3 separate regions of the Homo sapiens genome follow, and regions 1 and 3 are each linked to region 2. The links are chromatin loops, found by intact Hi-C in ENCODE. Cell type or tissue: A673. All regions are shown on one strand.

Region 1 (8,000 bases), 900 kb after region 2:
AACAAAGACTCCATTGATACTAGGAAAGAAACCTGACTGATTACCATAGGTAAAAAAACCTCAAACATAAAAATATAAATGTGCAACTGTTTACACAAAGATTTGAAGTTGACCTACCCCTCATTTTGATTCAAGTACTTGTACGCAAGCTTGAGCCAAAGTTGTACATGAGAAGGATTTTCAAGCACACTTGCTTCTAAATTAGCGATGTCATCAGTCTCATTTGTAAAGTATCTGACATCATCTGGAGTGACAACTGTATCCAGAGCTGGAACATTTATTTGGTTCTCTGGCTGGAAAGCTATTTAAAAAAAAAGTATTATTAGCTTCACATTTTCTTTAGTCCACAGATGCAAGAAAAAGAAAACAATTGGTCTCATCTTTAAAGTAACTTAAAAACCTAAAGATTCTAATGACATGTACTAGCTCACAGCTTTAAGGTAGAGCTATGACATAATTTATCACCCAAACCAGGACCCTTCTGAGTGGAAAGAGGTGCTACTAAAAATTACACCAGAACAAAAGGAGTAATTAGAACTCTGCTATTTTAAGGCTAAGTGACATTACCTTTTCAGTCCACTTAACAGTAACTATGATTCAACTGCTTTTTCATTATTATCAAATGAATTCACATTTGTTAAACTGCAAATTATAATTAAGAAATTAAAAGTCATAATTTATAAAGATTATTCTACTATATCTAAACTAGAAAAACAGTGTTACGTTAGTGTAAATAAGTACATAATAGCATACATCTCTTGGATACTTGCTAATTCACAAATAATGCAAACTTGAAATTAGAAAGTAAAATGTGCCTAACATACAGGCACTCATTCATACATTATTTTGTTCATTAGTTCATTCATCATTTGTTCATTCTCATCTTTTGAGCCTTCTGCATGTCAGAAAACATATTCAAAGATGAAGTAAAATAGAACACCTGCCCTTAAGGAGGACACAGGCTAGGCAGTGGTTCTCAAACGGGAGCTACCTTCCCCACCAACTAATGTATGTTTGGAAATATCTGAAGCAGTCATAATTATTAACTAAGCAGTGCTCCTTGCATTTACTGGAGAGGAGCCATGAACACAAATATCCCGCAATTTCAGAGGCAATCCTGCACAGTGAATTAACTGTATTGTCTAAAAACCCAATGGCATCGTTTTTAAAAAAAATTTTTTTTTAACCAGGCAGGCTGATACACCAAAGGATTAGCAAAGTGTTAAATAAAGATGGAACACCACAATTTAATAATTCTGGATCTTAAATTACATAACTTCTTACCATACTTAATTGGTCCTGTAGACTGTTCCTCATCACTACTGAAGCTATTATCTGAAATAGGTTTTCTCCAAAACTTTGGCTTCCACTTTCTTTTATCTTTGTAGGTTGTAAATGGAGGAGCTAAAGTAGATAGGAGAAGATTGTTAATTGATATAACTAGTTTTTTTTTTAACATTTTGAAGGATACTCAAATAATATTTGAGAAGAACTACATTCACTCCATCTTAGAAATGATACGTATTTTTTTTTTTTTTTTGAGATGGAAGTCTCACTCTGTCACCCAGGCTGGAGTGCAGTGAGTGCAGTGGCGCGATCTCAGCTCACTGCAACCTCCGCCTCTCGGGTTCAAGTGATTTTCCTGCCTCAGCCTCCCAAGTAGCTGAGGCTGCAGGCACACGCCACCACCACCCGGCTAATTTTTCTATTTTTAGTAGAGACGGGGTTTCACCATGTTGGCCAGGCTGGTCTCGAACTCCTAACCTCAAGTGATCAGCCCACCTCAGCCTCCCAAAGTGCTGGGATTACAGGCGTGAGCCAGCGCACCCAGCCTGGAATGATATGTATTACATTAAGAACATAATACCAACAAAATTTCTGTCATACAGAAACTAAAAAGTCCTTTTCAGAAAGAGATACAGTACACACACACACACACACACACACACACACACACACTTATATATGTACTTACTATGACCTTTACTTTCATTGATATTGCTAACAAGGAGAACAGCCATCTGGTCCATTGACATTCGATCTTTGTTTACTCCAAAAAGTTTCTCAACATATTTTTCTGAAATAAGAGCAATGCAATCTTCATGATAAATATCAATTACAGAGACTAGGATAATTAAAATGTATGACGTGAACTAGTTTAAGAATTAAAGGCGATTATATGGTACTAGTCAATAACACCTATGGCATTTGAAAGGGCAAAGCCTGTATTATCTTAACTACTATGGCAAATCCTACCACATCATATACCCCATTTGGGATTAAAAAAAAAAAAAAGTAGTTCCTAAAATGAACTAAGTAATTAAGTTAAAGTCCCAAATTGGGAGCGATAAAATAGATTCAGTGACATTACAATCACTCTGGGCTGTGATAACACCAAATTTAGTAATTATTATTTTCTTTACTTCCAAAAGATTTGTAGCTTGAGGTTTATTACTTGGCACCAAATCTGAGAAAAAGCTTAATAATATTTGCTCACAAGTGTATCAAGTCTTATTTCATTATAGAATTGGAAACAACAGCCATCGTAATTTCCAGCCTTCCTCTATTTTTTGAAAACAATAAGTAAAAATAGGCTCCTATGTTAAAATCAATAGTAAAGTTTCTATACAAATAGCTTAATATTTTCTTTTAAATAAATGGAACTAAATATTTAAATGAGCTCTGTCCAAAGAACTTTCTGAAATGTTGGAAATGTCTTAAATCTGTGCTGTCCTACTGGCATGCACTTGCCACATGTGGCCATTGGGTACTTGAAATGTGGCTAGTGTAACAGAGGAAGTAAATTTTTACCGTAATTATACTGGATACAGCAAATCTAGATAAAGTATTATGGGTAAATACACTGAATTATAGTAAGTATTTTACAATGTCAACAACTAATATAGAATTTTTAAGTTGCCTAAATTCAATTTTCATTTGGGAGAGAATAGGAAGTCTTTAAAAACCTGCTGAAGCAGTAATTTCTTCATTAGTACTTGTCTCTGCACAACCAATCAAAGACAGATTATATGACAGAATGTCCTGGAATAACTGTTTTCGGCTAAGTGTATAGTCTTGTATATGCTGCCTAAGATAAAAAAAAACACAGAAAAGATAATCATGTACATATCAAAGTTAAGCAAACAAGACCATTTTTCAAATTACAAAATGTTCACAAAAACTACTCACCATTGACAATCATCATCATTACATGTTCCTGTTAAATCAAAACGGCAGAAACACTGATCCGGTTCAATCATATTACTGTATGATACTGAGCTCAGGGGAAGTTTTTCCTTGGTTCGATAATATGGACTAAATCTAAGGTGAAGAGAGTGAACAGGTATATTATGCCCAACAAACATTCCTCAGAAAACTAAGAAAACTTTAGTTTTTCTTTCTCAAGTTAAAATTTCCATGCTTACTATTTATGAGCTATTTATCTAATTAAATTAATGCCAAAATTAATTCGAGAAAAGACCTAGAATATCAAGGGATAGAAACAAGTTGCTTTTATACCAAGAACATAAAATAGTTTAAACAGAAAAAAAACCTTGTATTCTAAAAGTAGTTTCTCACCACATAATAAAATACTATATAATACCGGTATTTCTTACACACATTACCAGCCAAGACAAGAAAATCTGGAAAAAGTCTATATTACCTGGAAGGTGCTTTACAATTTTAAGATAAAAACATGCAACCCTTTAACATTCTCACAACTTTTAAAAGTCTAAATGGGGGACCCACAAAGTTAATCATATGAAAATGTCTAAATAAATTTTATGAAGGCTGGCCAATGCACTTCTTAGACTGAATAACAGTAAAATTAAAAATCAAAAATTAAAAAAAACCTCTAAGATTCCAATTATTTTTCCTAAAATTCCTAACAAACAGAAATCCAAAATTCTCCACACTTCTACCAATAGCCAGAAACTGGAATTTGATACGAACTGATAAATCCAAGAGTGTGGTTTGAGCCCAACGGCAGGACACTTAATTTTTATGTTCCTTAAAAGGGTAAGTCTGGTTATCAATAGCAATGATTCAATTGCTTTTTCATTATCATCAAATATTCAAGATAAAATATTAAAAACCAAACAGAAATCCTGAAATTCAAGCTTATTGAATCTTTCTTTTATACCTGTAGGACTTAAAAACTAGAAGAGGACTATGGTAGGGTCTAAAAGGACATGGCTTCACTTCCATTGTTTTACTTTGTGCTGTGACAAAATCCACATCTACAGAAATCTCCTGCAAAAGAAAATAATAATTCTGTAAGGCAAATAAGGCTGGGTGAATTCCAGATTTTAAAGAAAATATGAAATGTTCAGTTACCTGACCATGCAAAACCTTCTCTGTAATGCCTGTGGTGGTTTTTAAAATCAGCTGTTTTAGGCTGTCAGCTTTTGAATACAATTTTTGCAATTCACCAATTTTTAACCCTAGAAAAAGTTCTGGTTTTTCTACAGTATTTTTATTAAGTTTGTTTATGCATTCTTTGTTAGCAGTATCAGTGTGCTTAAGGTTAGGTTTAGTAAAATAATTGGATTCTAAAAAAGATCTTCTTCGCTCTCTGCTTGAACCAGACAAAATTTCATCATCAACATCATTTTCTTCAGTGTCCAGGGTTAATTTATCTTGTGTCAGATCATGAAGTGAGGGTTGAGGTAAAGAAAATTCGGGTTCCTCTTCCACAACTGGAGAGATATTTTGTTGTTCCTTTGCTTTAAGGGCACGGGCTTCTTTTAATTTTTGAATTTTCAGGGCATATTCATATTCTAGCTTTTGTAACCGTCTTTTCTCCATAGCAATTAGTTCTGCTGAATGCTTTCTTGGACTTGATACTGGAGAACTGTCCAGTCTCATCATTTTGTTTGGCTAAGGGAGAAAAATGATACACGTATTTTACATCACTGTGATTTTATAAACAATTTTTGGTAAGATAATTGTGCTATCCCCACCATACAATGCCAACATTATAAAACTAAATCAATATGGAGAATAAAACAGAGTTTAACATAAGTAGCCAAAAGTTTTGCTAGTTAATCTATGACTTATGACAAAAACAAAGTCAAGACAAAATAATAAAGTAGACATCCAAAAATGTGGATGTCATTTAAAAACAAAGCTTTAATCTTAATCTCTTGGAATTTACAGCAAAGAGTTACTTTATATATACATCTTACCCTTAAAACTATCATAAAAACTTTCTGCTTTCCAAAAGTAAAATATTTCTATAAAACCCTCACCCCAAAGCGATCTTGTTCCAGTTTACGTTTTCCTATTTCTTTACTGGCCACTGCCTTTGCCCGAGCAAGCTCTTCTCCATATTTTAGAGTCAAAGCTTTCTTAATTGTAACACGCTGTTGAACTCTGTGAATCTGAAAAATATAGAATAATCCTGAAAATGTAAATGAAAACCTTAAAACAGGAAATTTCTTCTTCTCAAACACCGTGGCTTTTGAGCATTCAACTGAAAATAAAAATATTCCAATATTATTTCTCAACAAGAAACTATAGGTTATGCATATTTTGCTGGCTTTAGTATACAGTGGTTTGTCTTACAGAAAATTTGGCCTATAAAAATGTGTAGTAAACAGGAGACTACAGTATTTTAAAATAATTACTTGTTCCTGAAGCTTCTTCAAAAACATTCTGTTAACATTAAGAATTTTTTCAGTTGCTTGAAGCTGTTCTGTAAGTTTTGTAATCTTTGCTTCAGCATTTCTAACAGATTCTTTCTTCTTAGCTTCTTGTTGCACTAAATTCTTTAAAACAGATTCATCTTTCATCAAGAGAATCCTAAATGAGAAATAACAAAATTCTTGTTAATGTTTCCCTACAAGAGCAGACTGTCAGAATAAAAAAATTTTCAAAGTAATAACACAATTTTTAAAAATGCATCTACGAGACACAGATAAAAATGTAAAGGGATGAATATTTTTATATTCATCACACAGGTATTTAAATTAACATTGCTACACTGATAATAGTAACTATGAGACTGATCTTTTAAAAAAAAAAATTTAAGCCTGAGGTAACGTGAATTACTGTTGAAAACTTGTAGTAAATATTCAACGTTGGGCCAGGCACAGTGGGAATGCATTTCCCTAGTTCAAGCGATTCTCCCGCCTCAGCCTCCCAAGTAGCTGGGATTACAAGGCATGCACCACCATGCCCAGCTAATTTTTTTGTATTTTTAGTAGAGACAGGGTTTCACCGTGTTGGCCAGGCTAGTCTCAAACTCCTGATCTCAAGTGATCCACCCACCTCGGCCTCTCAAATTGCTATGATTATAGGCGTGAGCCACCGCGCCTGGCCGGTATTTTTATTTAAACATTAATTTCATTACTTTATGTAAATGTAGTGTCATTCAACAAAATGACAGACTTCTACATTCTACAAAGTTTAAGTGAGAAAATGTATAATCTTATAGTACGCTTATTAATAACATACACCACAAAAATGTATTTCTCTACCACAGGAACAATTAGATATGTGAAGATAACAAGGCTCACCTATGTTTTTTCAGTTTTGATTCTGCATCTGTAACCTGCTTAGTAACCATTGCTATCCTGCCAATACCATCAATTTCCACATCAGAGTTTGCTGGGGATGATGAACTTGTCTTCAGCTGATCTGATTTAATCAAACGCTGTTTCTCACGGCTAAAATTATCAAAAAGGATATATGCATTACACCCAAGAATAAACTTAAACTATTTTTAAAATGTATTCTATTTCATGCAGTAACAATATTAATCACACCGACTAATAATAAAGATGATGACCAATATGCAAGACCCAAGTCAGCATTCAAAGTTGATAGTGGAGTCCTTCTCTTTGAGTGTTTTCATCTTTTTTCTAAGCTGGTTATGTCCTAGCACATCACTCTATTCAAGTGTATGTATGACCATCCAGCACCATCTTCTGTGTGAGTTATAAAACATTAACTCTGTATCTTGGATAAAACTATCATCACTCATTCCCCAGTGCCAAGAAACTCTATAAGAGAAGTTTTGAAAACATCACATACTTTTAATGTTAATTACATAAAATTACACTTACTTGGCAATCTCTTCCTTTAACAATCTATATTCAATCTTCTTTTCTTCAGGCAAAGCCTCCGGTGTTCGCAGAGGATCATTTTCTTTTTCAGATTTTGGAGGTACTTTCGGTTTTGAAGCTTGCTAAAAAAAAAAAAACATTTGAAGTCAACTAGATCATCAGCTTTCCAAAATTCCATACTAAGATTTATATTTTACATTGCAACCCAGTGTATACTGAATTTATTTAGAAATACCTGAATGTCATCATTTTCTATTCTTTTTTCTAAAACAATGTTGGTTGATAACTACTAAATTGTATACGCCACCAAGTAGTGAAGATCTACAGTCTGAAAATCATTGAATTAAATCACAGCTAAACAACTACTGAAATAGGGAAAAAACGATAAAAGTTGTACTTAGAGAATACATTTTAATAAAAACTGTTTTCTGGTAACACAACACAACTCTAAAACAACAGTCTCCTTACTACACAGAACAATTATCCAACCAATTTTACTATTTTGAAAAAGGAAATACTTAATAGGAAACACAAATAATGGAAACTTTTAATAGTAAAATCAATCTACATTGATACATGCTTCATTATATAAAGTCCTAATAGCACAAATACTTAAAATATTTCCACAAATCAATGTTATTAAAAATCTATAACTTTATGGTTTAATTTTCAGGAAAAAATAAACTTTACTGATCATCAAAAGGTCATCTTTCTTTCCACCTTTAATTATTGCACTTACCTCAGCAGTTCGTCTTGCTTCTTTAATCATGGACTCTAATCCACCAAAAACACTATTTGTTGACTTGGAAGCCTCTCCATCAGATTCACTATCATCTGAATCATTTAGTGTTACAACCACTGATTTATGCTTTGGAAGCTGCAAAGACAATATATTTATTACTCGTGATAACAAAAGGATGTCATTTAACC
Region 2 (8,000 bases):
AAACAATGAAAAAATAATAATTCCAAGCAAACTATTATTGACATTGTGTTAAAGATTTTGTGAGACACCCTGCCCACACTAGATTTCACTAGTATCACCCTAGAGGATGTAAGTTCTAATGAGAATTTCTGTCACACCCAAGCCTCGATTTTTACTTTTACAGTATAGTGCTGTTTCACTCTGCCACCTGCAGGTCATATATGGAAGAACATATTTAAATTAGAAGGCCTGGCTTGGTGGCTCACTCCTGTAATCCCAACACTTTGGGAGGCCAAGGCAGGTGGATCACCTCAGGTCAGGAGTTCAAGACCTGCCTGGCCAACATGGTGAAACCCCGTCTCTACTAAAAATACAAAAATTAGCCGGGCATGGTGACGGGCACCTGTAACCCCAGCTACTTGGGAGACTGAGGCAGGAGAATAGCTTGGACCCTGGAGGAGGAGGTTGCAGTGAGCTGAGATCATGCCACTGTGCTCCAGCCTGGGTGACAGAGCAAGACCCCGTCTCAAAAGAATAAATGAATTAAAAAAAAAAGGTAGAAATCAGAGGCCAGGCACAGTGGCTCATGCGTGTAATTCTAGCACTTTGGGAGGCTGAGACAAGAGGATCACTTGAGACCAGGAGTTGGAGATCAGCTAGTGAGACCCCCATCTCTGCAAAAAATAAAAGAATTAACTGGACATGGTGGCATGTGCTTATAGTCCTATTTACTTAGGAGGCTGGGGCGAGTGGACTACTTGAGCCCAGGAGTTTGAAGTTACAGTGAGCTAGGATCATGCCACGCCACTCCAGCTTGGGGGAGAGAGAGAGAGAGACAGAGAGAGGAAGGAGAGAGAATGAGAGAGAGCAGAAGGAAGGAGGAAGGAGATAGAGAAAGAGAGAGGAGGGAGGAAGGAGAGAGAGAGACAGAGAATGAAGGAGAGAGAGAGACAGAAGGAAGGAAAGAGAGAGGAAAGAGAGAGGAAGTGAGGAGGAAGGAGAGAGGAAGGAAGGAGGAAGGAGAGATAGAGGAAGGAGAGAGAGAGGAAGGAGAGAGAGGAAGGAGACAGAGAGGAAGGAAGGAGGAAGGCAAGAGAGAGGAAGGAAGGAGGAAGGAGAGAGAGGAAGGAAGGAGGAAGGAGAGAGAGAGGAAGGAAGGAGGAAGGAAAAGAAAGAAAATATACTTTAAAGTGAAATAAACAACTCTCTTCTATGAAACTGTGATGGAAAGTTAAACCATTGGTCAAGATTATAATGATTACCTGGATCAAAAATTTGGATGGAAGAAAAATCCCTCCCCAGAAATGAAAAAAAAATGTTGGAGTTTAAACATGTACAAATAGGAAAGCAATGGTAAGGACAGTCACCCCTCTACACAATGTTCAAAGATGAGGAAGTATTGCCTCACCTGGAGAAACTTGCAATCGCCTTGTCTGAGACCTCTCTCTAGATTTCTAGACCATTCTTTCACTAATATGGAACCACTCAATTGTAGGATATTTTCTTAAGTGTCTTGATGCATATTTACGCTGTATTAACAGGTTCAGGATAGAGTCTCTTAAAGTTTACAAAGTTTATTCATTAAACAGGAGCAGAGGGGCCACGACCACAGACCTTAAAAACCAATTGGCCACATAGGGTGGTTGGATAATTTAAGCACCCGTGAAGGAGGTGGCAAGTGAGAATTTCTCCCTTTCTCTGGGCTTTCTAGAATCAACTGGATGTTTTAGAGCTGAAATAGACGAATATGTCTAACTCCCATGAGTAAGGCTAACTCTGTATCATTCAGTCAATTTTTAGAGAACCTCTATTATGTGTGTGGTATTAGGAAGTAGGAAAACAAAAACGAATAAGCTCTCAGGAGATCCTACTGTGTGCACGTGTGCCTACACACACATGTGTGAGTTCTTGATGGGGTCAGGGAACAAGAGAGGTAATTTAGGATGGTTTATTCCTAGATTCTGTATTTTTCTATGTATCGGATGGGAGAAGAGAATTTAAGGACAGCAACACTGATTTTAAAAAGCTGCCTTGGGCAATGAAAAAAAGAGCTGCCTGGAAAAACGGACAGGTGTTTGAGTAGGGCTGACCATCCTCTGGAGACTGACAAGATGAAGGATCCACATCTGAGGTATATTCCTTCAGGCAAAGTGGGCCTCTGCCATACTTTGAATGTATTCATTCTCATAGATCCTTTAGTACTTCATCATTTTTACTCTTATTTTTGATTAAGGTGGGTTTAAAATTCCAACTTTTTTTTCTTAGAAACCTTAAGTAGACTAAGGATTCTGTCAGGAAAAAATATTCCTCTGAATAGGGATTTGGTAACAACATGCTAAGTTAGGAGCCAACGTAACAAGAGTAAAACAAATGATTCAGAAGATCATATTCACAGCAGGGACCGTGAGGGTTTTAGGAGCTCCCCTCAGAGCCCCAGGTGCAGCGTGACATTGCCAAGGACATGCAGGGAGCACAGCTCCAAGGGGCTCCCTCTCGATGTCTAATGAGGCCAGGCAACCTGCCAGCACCACAGGCTTCTGTGGGGCAAGGGCGAGGTGGTGGTGAGCATCCATTTTTTTTTTGTTTGTTTTCCTCCGAGGCAGAGTCTTGCTCTGTTGCCCAGGCTAGAGTGCAGTGGCATGATCTCAGCTCATTGCGACCTCCGCATCCTGGGTTCAAGCAATTATACTGCCTCAGCCTCCCAAGTAGCTGGGATTACAGGCGCACGTCACCACGCCTGGCTAATTTTTGTATTTTTAGTAGAGATGGGGTTTCACCATGTTGGCCAAGCTGGTCTCAAACTCCTGACTTTGTGATCTGACCACCTCAGCCTCCCAAAGTGCTAGGATTACAGGCATGAGCCACTATGCCCGGCGCATCATCTATTTTTATTTTTTTAAAACATATTTCTTCCTATAAAATTAACTTGATGTCCAAGAACTTGTTCCTTTTTTCATATTGAGATTTAACAAATATTTATGGAACACGTACAAGGTGGTAGGCATTGTGCTACAGACACCGCCTTGAGGGAAATCAAAGCCGAGAGGGAAAACGCAGGAAATGAAAAGTAAGGCAGGTGGGATGGGGAGGGCCTGGAAAAGGGGAGAATCCTTGAGGGCTGTGTTTTAATCCATGATTTGGAAAAAAAGGTTTCCTTAAATAAACAAATGTATACACTATAAGACATTATTAGGGAACAATAATTTCATTTGATACACTGTTGTTAAAATTACTTAAAATAATGAGAAATGAAAATGATTGGATGCCAAGCATTGTTAGAAAGTATATCATATTTAAAAGTGTTCACAAGAATTTGTCAATTCTCAAGTTAAAGCTGTTTCATCACTACACTGAGACCTGTTTTCTAAGGTATATACCAAAAAAAGATTATGCCTTACCCGCCAGAGAGGACGCTGTCATAAAAAAAATACAAACAAACAACAACAAAAAAAAAAAAAAAAAAGAAAGAAAAAAAGAAAAATTATGGCAAAAAAAAAAAGAAAAAAAAAGAAAAAAAAAGATTTCACCTTTCTTTTCCTTCCATGAGACAAGGGGCTAACAACTGTGTCAACATGAAGTTCTCCACTAGAGGGAACTAATTCCACGTCCTCCAATCGTGAGCTTCATCAGGATGTGTCTGAGAACAGTGCTCTCTCCATGTTTAGATTGTACCCAGATAATCATGCTGCATTGCTAAATGGGAACGACACTTTAAAGTGGTTTTTATAAGATTTCCAGAAAAAGATAGTTTTATATTTATATAAATAAATTGAAGTGTATATTTTATGTTACAGAAAAAACCCACATCAGTTGAAAAATAATTGTGTTCAAGTCGCCTGCCATGAGTAACTTGTGATTCTTCACTGTTCTGCTCTAGAGGTCATGTGCTAATATCTGGGTGAATTTGATGAGAGGAGAGTGGTGCCTCACTTCCCAGGAAAACAATGTTTGGGCAGTTCATAAAATGCACATAGTGGGACCCTGAACTACATAGCTTTATGACACATTTCCAAAAACTCCTAAGGCAAAAGTCTCTGGCTGCAAGGAAAAACCTCCTGACACAGTATCTAAGATTCAGAACTGGTCGCTCTTAAAATAGGAAGCAAAGCTTATGCTGGGAATTATCTGTGCCTGCCCTGATTAAAACGCTTCTTCAGAACAGGCCATTTCACCTAATTCTGTCAACCTATACATCAAGATTTGGAACATGGTCCCCTAGCAAAAATAAAAAAAAATCTCATTTTAAAAAGCACTGCATTTAGTACCCTCCAAAGTGAAACTCTAATTAATCACATGTAGAGGAATCAGAGAATTTGAATCTCAAAAAATTGTACCACGACCACCTCTTCTTTAGGGTCAAGACAAAAAGAACTTTATAGAAATGCACACCCTACTGAATTGCCAAAAGAGTTCCCAGGGTAGTTAGATTTTGTCCCCCATGGTATGAGTGCAAATGGAGAGTACCCTGTAAAGCTGGAAGCAGTGTCCTGGATGGGGTTGCAGGCTAATGGATGTTGAAGGATTGTTGGGGGTCAGGGTGGAAGGGCTGAGAAGTCCTTTCTGCTTGAACCTCAGGGTGAAGCAGCCTGTATGAGGGGTGGTCTGGGGGCAGATACAGCAGTTAGAGGACTCAGTGGGACTTATTCCTGCTGCTCTGCCAGGGACCACAAGTAGAGAAAGGGAAGGCAAGGAAAGGAAAGGAGCAATTACTGTGATTCCTCTTAGAGCCACTGCCAGGTCTACACTTTCAGGACTCATTAGACTACAATGGCTTAAACATTTCAGGGTCTGCTTGGAGAGAAATTATGCCAGGCCTGTGCTTTCCAATGAGTAGTGGCCAATTTTTACCTTTTTAGGCAAAGCTCCTCTACTTTTAATTCTTAAATAATATATGTTGGCTCCTGTTTTACTCACCCTGGGTTGTATCCACTGTCATTTCTTTCACTTAACAAGATTACATTTTTGTCTCATGACGTACCATTAATTTTCAGGCAGGTTTCAAAACTTTTGCCTCCTTTTTCTTCATTCCTGTGGGGTCTTTTATTTTTTTAGAATAAAAAACCCTATGAAAATTTTGTTCATAACCCTCCAGAATTCCAACCTACCTATATAAAATCTGACAAATAAAGAGAACAGCTTGATGCTCACTGTTCATGAAGGGCTTGTGCATGTTTCCAGTGCCTCCCTCAGCTCTGGACATCCCCATACAAGTATAAGAATATGAAAATATTTTATAAAAATGTTAGAAGGTGATTAGTCCGTTCTCACACTGCTAATAAAGACATACCTGAGATTGAGTTAATCTATAAGGAAAAAGAGGTTTAATGGACTCACAGTTCCACATGGCTGGGGAGGCCCCACAATCATGGCAGAAGGTGAAGGAGGAGCAAAGGCATGTCTTACATGGCAGCAGGCAAGAGAGTGTGTGCAAGGGACCTGCCCTTTATAAAACCATCAGATCTCGTGAGACTTATTCACTATCATGAGAACAGCATGGGAAAAACCTGCCCCCATGATTCAGTTACCTCCCACTGGGTCCCTCCCATGACATGTGGGGATTATGGGAGCTACGGTTCAAGATGAGATTTGGGTGGGGACATAGCCAAACCATATCAGAAGATTAAAATTTTGTCATCTGTATCACCTAGAAAAAGGTAAGACATGGTAGTTACGTGCAGATTTTGTAAGCAGGTTGTCAAGATTGTATCTTTGGCTAGATTTTTATTTCTTTGTGACATTGAGCATATTACTTATCTCTCTAAGTCTCTCTGTTAGCATAACTGCAAGATGGGCATAGAAATACTGCCTGCCTCCAGGATGTTGTGAAGGTTGTCTGAGATCATACATAAGCACAGTGGTTGGCAGGTGGCAGGTTAGTGTCCAACCCATCAGCTGTGACTCTGCATCCTTCTATTACAGCAGCACGGGCAGCAGCTTAGTGCAGGCATGACCATGTGCTTCTCTGCTGTTCCTGCCACCTCCACTGACAATCACACACACAATGAAGTGGGCGAGTTATTATGCAGGATGTTTGAACAATATGGAGACCACTCCATCCTTTTCTGACTTGAGTATTCTGAATTATTGCCTTATAGCCCCCTCACTTTGGCTTCTTTGCTCTATTCGTGTTCACCTTCCTCTTGGTCATTTATGTCAGATTACCACCAGGCCTCCAGAATGGCAAAAATCAGATTAAGGAAAAAACTGAGACAGACAATGTGCTTCTAGAATGGCAGTGAAATGGTTATCTGTCATGAGTGTTTTGAGTCCACCTCATGAAATTGCACTTTGCTTGATTTAAAATCTGAAAAATATTCTGAAAGCCAAGCATAAAATTTGCTAAGAGGAAAAACAGTGTGACGCTCCATAATATACCTACTTGCTAAATATACTGATTTGTAGTTTATTTTAAAATTGATTTCCCACAGATTATAGGTGTGTACGCCTCCTCCCAACCCCCAAAGCATGCCAATTTATTATTAATTAGGAGTACAGCCTCTGGAGCAATACTGCTTGGGTTCGCATTCTATTTGTCACCCTCACAATCCTACTGACTTACTATTAAGTTATTAGGGCCATAACTTATACTCTCTGAGCATGAGTTTCCACTCTAAGGAGGGGATAAAAAGTCCCTTGGGTTGGTGAAATGAGATAATGCATGTGAAGGGTCAACAGGGCATACTGAGTTGTTATTTTTATTGATGTTATTTGGAGTTAAACTGGAATTTACTTCTACGTGTTTGCTATATTTTATGTTTATAAGCCCTCATGTTGTCAGGCTGAGCAACTGAGTCATGGTTGATAGACTGTGTTCAATGGGGCTGGGTCATAGGTTCCAATAGAATGAATGGTGTTTATTTGAAGGAGGCCGTGTGGTACGTGTATAATGGCCTGGGAAAATCAAAGGAACCTGGAGTGTAAACTTAGCTCTGCTGCGACCTTTGGCAAGTACAGTAATGCTGTTGGTGCCCCACCCAGGTCGCCTTTCTCCAGCTGGTGCCCCATCCTCTCCTGCCCCACTGCTGGGAGGGTAGCCTGTTAGTGGTGCCCAGCTGCCACTTCGCTGGAGCAGCCCCCTCAGCTGATGGGTGTTGCTGAGCCAGAGGTGCCTAGGAAGTTATGCCTCCACCATCCCTGGGTGGCCTGGAGTCAGTGGTTGGCTGGCATGAGGGTGCAGAGGCTCAGCCCCCTCACCTCAAGGTGAGACAACTGTCCATGAGGGGCCACTCATGCTCAGAGATCCCTGTGCAATCAGGCTGAGGGTAGATGGCTGCTACCACCACCTCTTTGCTTGTCCTCTTCTCTGTTCTGCTTGCCCTGCTTTCCTAATAAGCTTCCCCTGAGAGCATCTTCTCAACACATCATTTGGACAAGAGCCCTTGTCTCAGGCTGTGCTTTTACAGAACCTCACCAAAGACCTAAGAGAAAGATTCTGGGCCCCATTTTTATTTGACAGAAAATGAGAGAGTTGGATCCATTTTCGATTATGGGTCTATTTAATGAATATCTATCTATCTATCTATCTATCTATCTATCTATCTATCTATCTATCTTTCGAGACAAAGTCTCGCTGTTTTGCCCAGGCTGGAGTACAGTGGTGTGACACAGCTCACTGCAACCTTGAGCTCCCAGGTTCAGGATATCCTCCTGCCTCAGCCTCCTAAGTAGCTGGGAGTACAGGTAAACACCACCATGCCTGGCTAATTTGTTAAAAAATTTTTGTAGAGACGGGGTCTCACTATGTTGCCCAGGTTGGTCTCAAACTCCTGGCTTCAAGTGATTCTCCTGCCTTAACCTCCCAAAATGCTGGGATTACAGGCGTGAGCCACCATTTGCAGCCATGAATACAGATTTTAACTTCCAGGGTATTTTTTACACTTTATGCTCTGATATGCAGTCATATTAATTCTATTCCCTTCTCTTTACTCATATGTCCCAAAAAGAGATCAGTGGAGGAATGATTAAAGATTCTCCAAGTTAAAATCTTTAAGCATCGAAATGTACCTCTACTAGGGAAAGCG
Region 3 (8,000 bases), 950 kb before region 2:
TCAAGGATATTGGTCTAAAATTCTCTTTTTTGATTGTGTCTCTGCCCGGCTTTGGTATCAGAATGATGGTGGCCTCATAAAATGAGTTAGGGAGGATTCCCTCTTTTTCTATTGATTGGAATAGTTTCAGAAGGAATGGTACCAGTTCCTCCTTGTACCTCTGGTAGAATTCGGCTGTGAATCCATCTGGTCCTGGACTCTTTTTGGTTGGTAAACTATTGATTATTGCCACAATTTCAGAGCCTGTTATTGGTCTATTCAGAGATTCAACTTCTTCCTGGTTTAGTCTTGGGAGAGTGTATGTGTCGAGGAATGTATCCATTTCTTCTAGATTTTCTAGTTTATTTGCGTAGAGGTGTTTGTAGTATTCTCTGATGGTAGTTTGTATTTCTGTGGGATCGGTGGTGATATCCCCTTTATCATTTTTTATTGTGTCTATTTGATTCTTCTCTCTTTTTTTCTTTATTAGTCTTGCTAGCAGTCTATCAATTTTGTTGATCCTTTCAAAAAACCAGCTCCTGGATTCATTGATTTTTTGAAGGGTTTTTTGTGTCTCTATTTCCTTCAGTTCTGCTCTGATTTTAGTTATTTCTTGCCTTCTGCTAGCTTTTGAATGTGTTTGCTCTTGCTTTTCTAGTTCTTTTAATTGTGATGTTAGGGTGTCAATTTTGGATCTTTCCTGCTTTCTCTTGTGGGCATTCAGTGCTATAAATTTTCCTCTACACACTGCTTTGAATGCGTCCCAGAGATTCTGGTATGTTGTGTCTTTGTTCTCGTTGGTTTCAAAGAACATCTTTATTTCTGCCTTCATTTCGTTATGTACCCAGTAGTCATTCAGGAGCAGGTTGTTCAGTTTCCATGTAGTTGAGCGGCTTTGAGTGAGATTCTTAATCCTGAGTTCTAGTTTGATTGCACTGTGGTCTGAGAGATAGTTTGTTATAATTTCTGTTCTTTTACATTTGCTGAGGAGAGCTTTACTTCCAACTATGTGGTCAATTTTGGAATAGGTGTGGTGTGGTGCTGAAAAAAATGTATATTCTGTTGATTTGGGGTGGAGAGTTCTGTAGATGTCTATTAGGTCTGCTTGGTGCAGAGCTGAGTTCAATTCCTGGGTATCCTTGTTGACTTTCTGTCTCGTTGATCTGTCTAATGTTGACAGTGGGGTGTTAAAGTCTCCCATTATTAATGTGTGGGAGTCTAAGTCTCTTTGTAGGTCACTGAGGACTTGCTTTATGAATCTGGGTGCTCCTGTATTGGGTGCATAAATATTTAGGATAGTTAGCTCCTCTTGTTGAATTGATCCCTTTACCATTATGTAATGGCCTTCTTTGTCTCTTTTGATCTTTGTTGGTTTAAAGTCTGTTTTATCAGAGACTAGGATTGCAACCCCTGCCTTTTTTTGTTTTCCATTGGCTTGGTAGATCTTCCTCCATCCTTTTATTTTGAGCCTATGTGTGTCTCTGCACGTGAGATGGGTTTCCTGAATACAGCACACTGATGGGTCTTGACTCTTTATCCAACTTGCCAGTCTGTGTCTTTTAATTGCAGAATTTAGTCCATTTATATTTAAAGTTAATATTGTTATGTGTGAATTTGATCCTGTCATTATGATGTTAGCTGGTGATTTTGCTCATTAGTTGATGCAGTTTCTTCCTAGTCTCGATGGTCTTTACATTTTGGCATGATTTTGCAGCGGCTGGTACCGGTTGTTCCTTTCCATGTTTAGCGCTTCCTTCAGGAGCTCTTTTAGGGCAGGCCTGGTGGTGACAAAATCTCTCAGCATTTGCTTGTCTATAAAGTATTTTATTTCTCCTTCACTTATGAAGCTTAGTTTGGCTGGATATGAAATTCTGGGTTGAAAATTCTTTTCTTTAAGAATGTTGAATATTGGCCCCCACTCTCTTCTGGCTTGTAGGGTTTCTGCCGAGAGATCCGCTGTTAGTCTGATGGGCTTTCCTTTGAGGGTAACCCGACCTTTCTCTCTGGCTGCCCTTAACATTTTTTCCTTCATTTCAACTTTGGTGAATCTGACAATTATGTGTCTTGGAGTTGCTCTTCTCGAGGAGTATCTTTGTGGCGTTCTCTGTATTTCCTGAATCTGAACGTTGGCCTGCCTTGCTAGATTGGGGAAGTTCTCCTGGATAATATCCTGCAGAGTGTTTTCCAACTTGGTTCCATTCTCCACATCACTTTCAGGTACACCAATCAGACGTAGATTTGGTCTTTTCACATAGTCCCATATTTCTTGGAGGCTTTGCTCATTTCTTTTTATTCTTTTTTCTCTAAACTTCCCTTCTCCCTTCATTTCATTCATTTCATCTTCCATTGCTGATACCCTTTCTTCCAGTTGATCGCATCGGCTCCTGAGGCTTCTGCATTCTTCACGTAGTTCTCGAGCCTTGGTTTTCAGCTCCATCAGCTCCTTTAAGCACTTCTCTGTATTGGTTATTCTAGTTATACATTCTTCTAAATTTTTTTCAAAGTTTTCAACTTCTTTGCCTTTGGTTTGAATGTCCTCCCGTAGCTCAGAGTAATTTGATCGTCTGAAGCCTTCTTCTCTCAGCTCGTCAAAATCATTCTCCATCCAGCTTTGTTCTGTTGCTGGTGAGGAACTGCGTTCCTTTGGAGGAGGAGAGGCGCTCTGATTTTTAGAGTTTCCAGTTTTTCTGTACTGTTTTTTCCCCATCTTTGTGGTTTTATCTACTTTTGGTCTTTGATGATGGTGATGTACAGATGGGTTTTCGGTGTAGATGTCCTTTCTGTTTGTTAGTTTTCCTTCTAACAGACAGGACCCTCAGCTGCAGGTCTGTTGGAATACCCTGCCGTGTGAGGTGTCAGTGTGCCCCTGCTGGGGGGTGCCTCCCAGTTAGGCTGCTCGGGGGTCAGGGGTCAGGGACCCACTTGAGGAGGCAGTCTGCCCGTTCTCAGATCTCCAGCTGCGTGCTGGGAGAACCACTGCTCTCTTCAAAGCTGTCAGACAGGGACACTTAAGTCTGCAGAGGTTACTGCTGTCTTTTTGTTTGTCTGTGCCCTGCCCCCAGAGGTGGAGCCTACAGAGGCAGGCAGGCCTCCTTGAGCTGTGGTGGGCTCCACCCAGTTCGAGCTTCCCGGCTGCTTTGTTTACCTAAGCAAGCCTGGGCAATGGCGGGCGTCCCTCCCCCAGCCTCGTTGCCGCCTTGCAGTTTGATCTCAGACTGCTGTGCTAGCAATCAGCGAGATTCCGTGGGCGTAGGACCCTCTGAGCCAGGTGTGGGATATAGTCTCGTGGTGCGCCGTTTCTTAAGCCGGTCTGAAAAGCGCAATATTCGGATGGGAGTGACCCGATTTTCCAGGTGCGTCCGTCACCCCTTTCTTTGACTCGGAAAGGGAACTCCCTGACCCCTTGCGCTTCCCAGGTGAGGCAATGCCTCGCCCTGCTTCGGCTCGCGCACGGTGCGCACACACACTGGCCTGCGCCCACTGTCTGGCACTCCCTAGTGAGATGAACCCGGTACCTCAGATGGAAATGCAGAAATCACCCGTCTTCTGCGTCGCTCACGCTGGTAGCTGTAGACCGGAGCTGTTCCTATTCGGCCATCTTGGCTCCTCCTCCCATTTGTCTTTCTTTATTCCCTCTTGAACTCCAATTACTCGAACATTTTCTCTTTTGATGCTATCCCATAGATCTTGTAAGCTTTCTTCATTCCTCTTTAGTCTTTTTTTTTTTCTTCTCTACCTGTATATTTTTCACTTATCCTGCCTTTGAGCTCACTCATCGTTTCTTCGCTTGGTTAATTCTGTTGTTGAAGCTCTATTGCATTTTTCACTGCTTTCACTGCACATTCTAGCTAGGGAATTTTTTTTTTTTTTTCCAGCGTCTCTCTTAAATTTTTCTGATAAATTTCTGAATTGTTTATCTGTATTTTCTTGAAGTTCACTGATGATCCTTAACACAGCTAGTTTGATTTTTATTCTGACAGATCACACATCTCCATCTTTTTAGGGTCTGTTATTGGTACCTTATTTTGTCTCTTTGGTGAGGTCATAGTTCCCTGATTGTTCTGAATGCTTGTGGATGTACACTGATGTCTGCTTATTAACGAATTAGTTATTTATTCAAGTCTTTGCAGTGTGACTTTGTGCCCATCCTTCAGTGGGCCTATCTAGAGATCTAAGACTGGCTGTTGTCAAGCCTGTGACTGCTGCAGCCATTTCAGCGGTAGAGGGCGCCTTAAGCCCATTTTTACCACGAAGATGACATGGTGCTCCAGCCAGGATATACCTAATGATGACTCAAGGTAGGGGTACCCTGACTGTGAGGAAGTTGGCCAACGACCCGAACCTGGAAGCCTGTCCCATTTGCTTAGACAGATGCATGTTTCCCCGCAATTCCCTGCACAGATGGGATAGTTCCCCAACTGTAGCAAAAGGAACTGGAGCTGAGACTGGGACCCCTTACACTCTGCTGTAGGATGGAGGCTGGTGAGCTTGCACCAGTGGCCTACATCCATGCTTCCCAGTAATTTCCTGCATGGATGGGACAGTTTACCAACTGCAGGGAGAGGGGCTGGAGCCGAGTCTGGGCCCCTTCACTGCTGTGGGACAGAGGCTGGCAAACCCACCAGGGTAGCCCAGGCAGGCAAGCTTCCCCTAGAAGCTCCCTGCACAGGTGGGGCATTTCCCTGACTGTAGTGAGAGAGGCTAGAGTAGAGAGTGGGATCCTTTAGGACCTGCTTTGGGACAAAGGCTGACAGGTCCTTCAAGGAGGCTCAGACAGACAAATCATTCCTGGGTTGTGGGATATGGGTAAATCTTCTTCTGGGTCCTTGTGCAAGCAGTAATAAACTGGGCCCATGGCTGGGTAGCAGAAGGGTTGGAGCCAATTTACAGGGTAACTTTCAGGTCTGCTGCCAAGACCAATGTCAGTGGGCAGATGAAGCTTGCTGCCTAGGCACTAGTGTGCTTGATTCCTCCTAAATCTTTTTTTTTTTTAATTAGTATTTTGGAAGGTTTGATTTTTGTTTTGTTATTTTTAATCAAATGCATTTATATATCTTAAAAGTTCTTTATATACTACCTTTGTTTCCTGCCATAAACAATACTAAACTGTCTCTTCCCTTTTCCTGTATCATTTGATTTTAGTTACAAGTATTATCTTAATGCCAATCACTGTGTTCATAAATGTACTTGGGTTTATCCCAGTTGATTTGAGAGCTTCAAGTTGTAACTCTTTTTCCAAGTAATACTTAAGAAGTTAGTACACTTAGTTTCACCTTTCTTATAATTTTTTTGGTTTTTAAAAATAATATGTGTTATTTTACATCCCTTGAGCTTATATCATTTTTATACCATTTTGTCAGTTTTATCTCCATTTTTAAAAAATTGACACTTTTAGAGCAGTTTTTAGAGCAGTTTTAGGTTCACAGCAAAATTGAAAGTACAGAGTCCCCATGTACTTGCTGTCTCCACACACGCACAGCATCCCCCCCGTTAGCATTCCCTACCAGAGTGGTACATTTCTTAAAATTAATACACCTCCATTGACACATTGTCTCCCAAAGTTCATAGTTTACATTAGGGTTTACTCTTGGTGTTGTACATGCTGTGGATTTTGATGAAGGTATAATGGCATGTGTCTACCATGATAGTATCTTACAGAATAGTTTCACTGACCTAAAAATCCTCTTTACTCTGCCTGCTCATCCCTTCCTCCCTAAAAACCCTGGCAACCACTGATCTTTTTAACATCTCTGTAGTCTTACCTTTTCCAGATTGTCATAGAGTTGGAATCATATAGTGTGTAGCCTTTTCAGATTGGCTTCTTTCACTTAGTAATGTGCATTTAATCTTCTTTTATGTCTTTTCATGGCTTGTTAGTTCATTTTCTTTTAGCACAAAATGATATTTCACTGTCTGGATGTACCACAGTGTATTCATTCACCTAGTAAAGGCCATCTGCTGCTTCTAAGTTTGGGCAGTTATGAGTGAATAAAGCTGCTGTAAATATGTGTTTGCAGGTTTTTGTGTGGACATGTGTTTGACTAATTTAGGCAAATACCAACAAGTGTGATCGCTGGATCCCATGATAAGAGTATGGTTAGCTTTGTAAGAAATTGCCAAACTATCTTCCAAAGTAGCTTTCCCATTTTGCATTGTCACTAGCAATAAATTAGAGTTCCTATTTGTTCACATTCTCTTTAGCATTTGATATTACCAGTTTTAATCCCCCTTTGGGGGATTAAAAAACTATATTACCACCACAGTTACAACACCACTAACTCGTGTTCTGAGTTTTGGCCATTCTAGTAGGTATGCAGGGTATCTCATTGTTTTTTTGTTCTGTTTTTTCTTTTTGAGATCGAGTCTCGCTCTATCGCCCAGGCTGGAGTGCAGTGGCGCGATCTCGGCTCACTGCAATCTCCACCTCCCGGGTTCAAGTGATTCTCCTGCCTCAGGCTTCTGAGTAGGTGGGATTACAGGCACGCGCCACCATGCGTGGCTAATTTTTGTATTTTTAGTAGAGACGGGGTTTCACCATGTTGATCAAGCTGGTCTCGAACTCCTGACCTCGTGATCCGCCCACCTCAGCCTCCCAAAGTGCTGAGATTACAGGCATGAGCCACTGCACCCAGCCATCTCATTGTTTTAATTAGTGGTTCCTTAATAAGATATGATGTTGATCATCATTTCACATGCTTGTTTGTCATCTGTGTATCTGCCTTCTCTGGTGAAGTGTCTGTTTTGGTCATTTGCCCAGTTTTTAATTGGGTCGTTCTTTTCTCACTGTTGGATTTTAAATGTTCTTTGTATATTTTGGATAACAGTAGTTTATCACATAGGTCATTTGCAAATATTTTTTTCCCAATTTGTGTCTTGTCTTCTCATTCTCTTGATATTCCCATCTTTTAGTTTTAGTTCTAAAGTTAGATGTATTTTCTTCTTACCCCAGTCCATCATGTTACAGCTTATCCAGTTTTTTTGTTTTGTTTTTTTTTGTTTTTTTAATCTGAAACATTCTCTGGTCCACTCAGGCAAGCTCATAGGAGAGAGATTTTCTAAGGTCTTACAGGTTTATGACTTTGTGGTCGTACACTTGAAGGACACTTTGGCTGGCTATAAAATACTCAGCTCACATTTTTTTCTTTGAGTAACTTAAAAATGTTACTTCATTGTTTTCTAACATAAATGTTGCTGTTGAAATTCGGTACCAGTCTGATTTTCTTTCCCTTGTAGGTGACTTGGCTTTGTATTTAACTTTATTATTGTGATAACTTTACATATTTTTGTTTCCCATGTTTAAATGATCTGGATTTCCCTGGACTATTAGGAAGAGATTCCTATGAAAGAATAAATCAGGATAGCTTTATCAGTTTACATTTGAAGGTCTTTCTCCTCTGTTGTTTTTGGAGTGTGTGTGTAGCTCCTTTGTCTCGTAGGTAATCCTTGGTCAAAAAGGTTTTTCTTTTCCAGCGCACTGTTTCTGAGAGCTTTACATGCTTAGCATCCCATCATAGGATACTTATTTTCTCTCTCTAGTATTTTCTGTCAACTGTTTCCTTTGGAACTTTGCCACTCCCTTCCCTCTTTATATCTTATCCTTCCTTCTCCCTGTCTTCATTGCCCTGCAGTTTTGTTTGAGACTTCCGAGTTTTTTTCCCCTTAGGGTGAGACTCCGTCCTTCTGGTGAGGGCTCTTTGTTACGTACTCCTCTAAGATGTTTGAGGGTTTAGAGCTTCGTAGCACTCTTTGCTGCCTATAGGACTGACTATACAGGTTTTTGCAGTCACCTGCAAGTTGGAGCCTGTGAAAACCTTTTGCTTTCTCTCCGTTTATTCTTAGATTTGCTCTCCGAGTTTTCTCCAAAGATAGAGTCCTGTGCTTGTGGAGTATTTCTTGGTGATTTTTGGGTTTTGTTGCTTTGTAGGGTACCTCTGTTGTAGCTTTAATTTCCTGCTGCTTTTGTACATCTGGTGATCATGCATTGTGAGCAGTTTATCCACATTCTCTTAGTATTCTGAGAA

The links. Hi-C counts contacts between places; a loop is a spot of excess contacts. Peaks named below come from ENCODE experiments on the same cell type or tissue, not always from the same donor. Only the 100,000 strongest peaks of a DNase experiment are listed, where the experiment ranks them.
Region 1: it touches region 2 in a loop (6-fold over the local background); 2 of 110 quality-filtered maps call a loop at or near these places.
Region 3: it touches region 2 in a loop (4-fold over the local background); 5 of 110 quality-filtered maps call a loop at or near these places.

What each region holds. Positions count from the first base shown.
Region 1 is chr12:71,627,634-71,635,633 of GRCh38, forward strand. It overlaps ZFC3H1 (zinc finger C3H1-type containing), which reads right to left. Exons shown (of 35, transcript NM_144982.5): 10 at 7,810-7,947; 11 at 7,071-7,192; 12 at 6,522-6,671; 13 at 5,631-5,805; 14 at 5,253-5,384; 15 at 4,339-4,881; 16 at 4,145-4,254; 17 at 3,190-3,321; 18 at 2,967-3,088; 19 at 1,976-2,077; 20 at 1,285-1,404; 21 at 118-301. Among named protein-coding and RNA genes, the nearest start is that of ZFC3H1, 32 kb to the right of the region's middle. In A673, no CTCF peak of the experiment used is centred here; no DNase peak of the experiment used is centred here; H3K27ac peaks cover 218 bases.
Region 2 is chr12:70,730,004-70,738,003 of GRCh38, forward strand. The region is part of intron 6 of PTPRR (protein tyrosine phosphatase receptor type R); the gene reads right to left. The region is part of intron 1 of LOC124902960 (a long non-coding RNA gene); the gene reads left to right. Among named protein-coding and RNA genes, the nearest start is that of PTPRB, 97 kb to the left of the region's middle. In A673, CTCF peaks have their summits at 193 (motif pointing left), 404 and 3,565 (motif pointing right); DNase peaks (open chromatin) are centred at 168 and 3,598; H3K27ac peaks cover 380 bases.
Region 3 is chr12:69,775,850-69,783,849 of GRCh38, forward strand. All of the region lies in intron 3 of RAB3IP (RAB3A interacting protein), which reads left to right. Among named protein-coding and RNA genes, the nearest start is that of RAB3IP, 41 kb to the left of the region's middle. RefSeq lists an enhancer at 6,448-6,617. In A673, a CTCF peak has its summit at 4,204 (motif pointing right); a DNase peak (open chromatin) is centred at 4,212.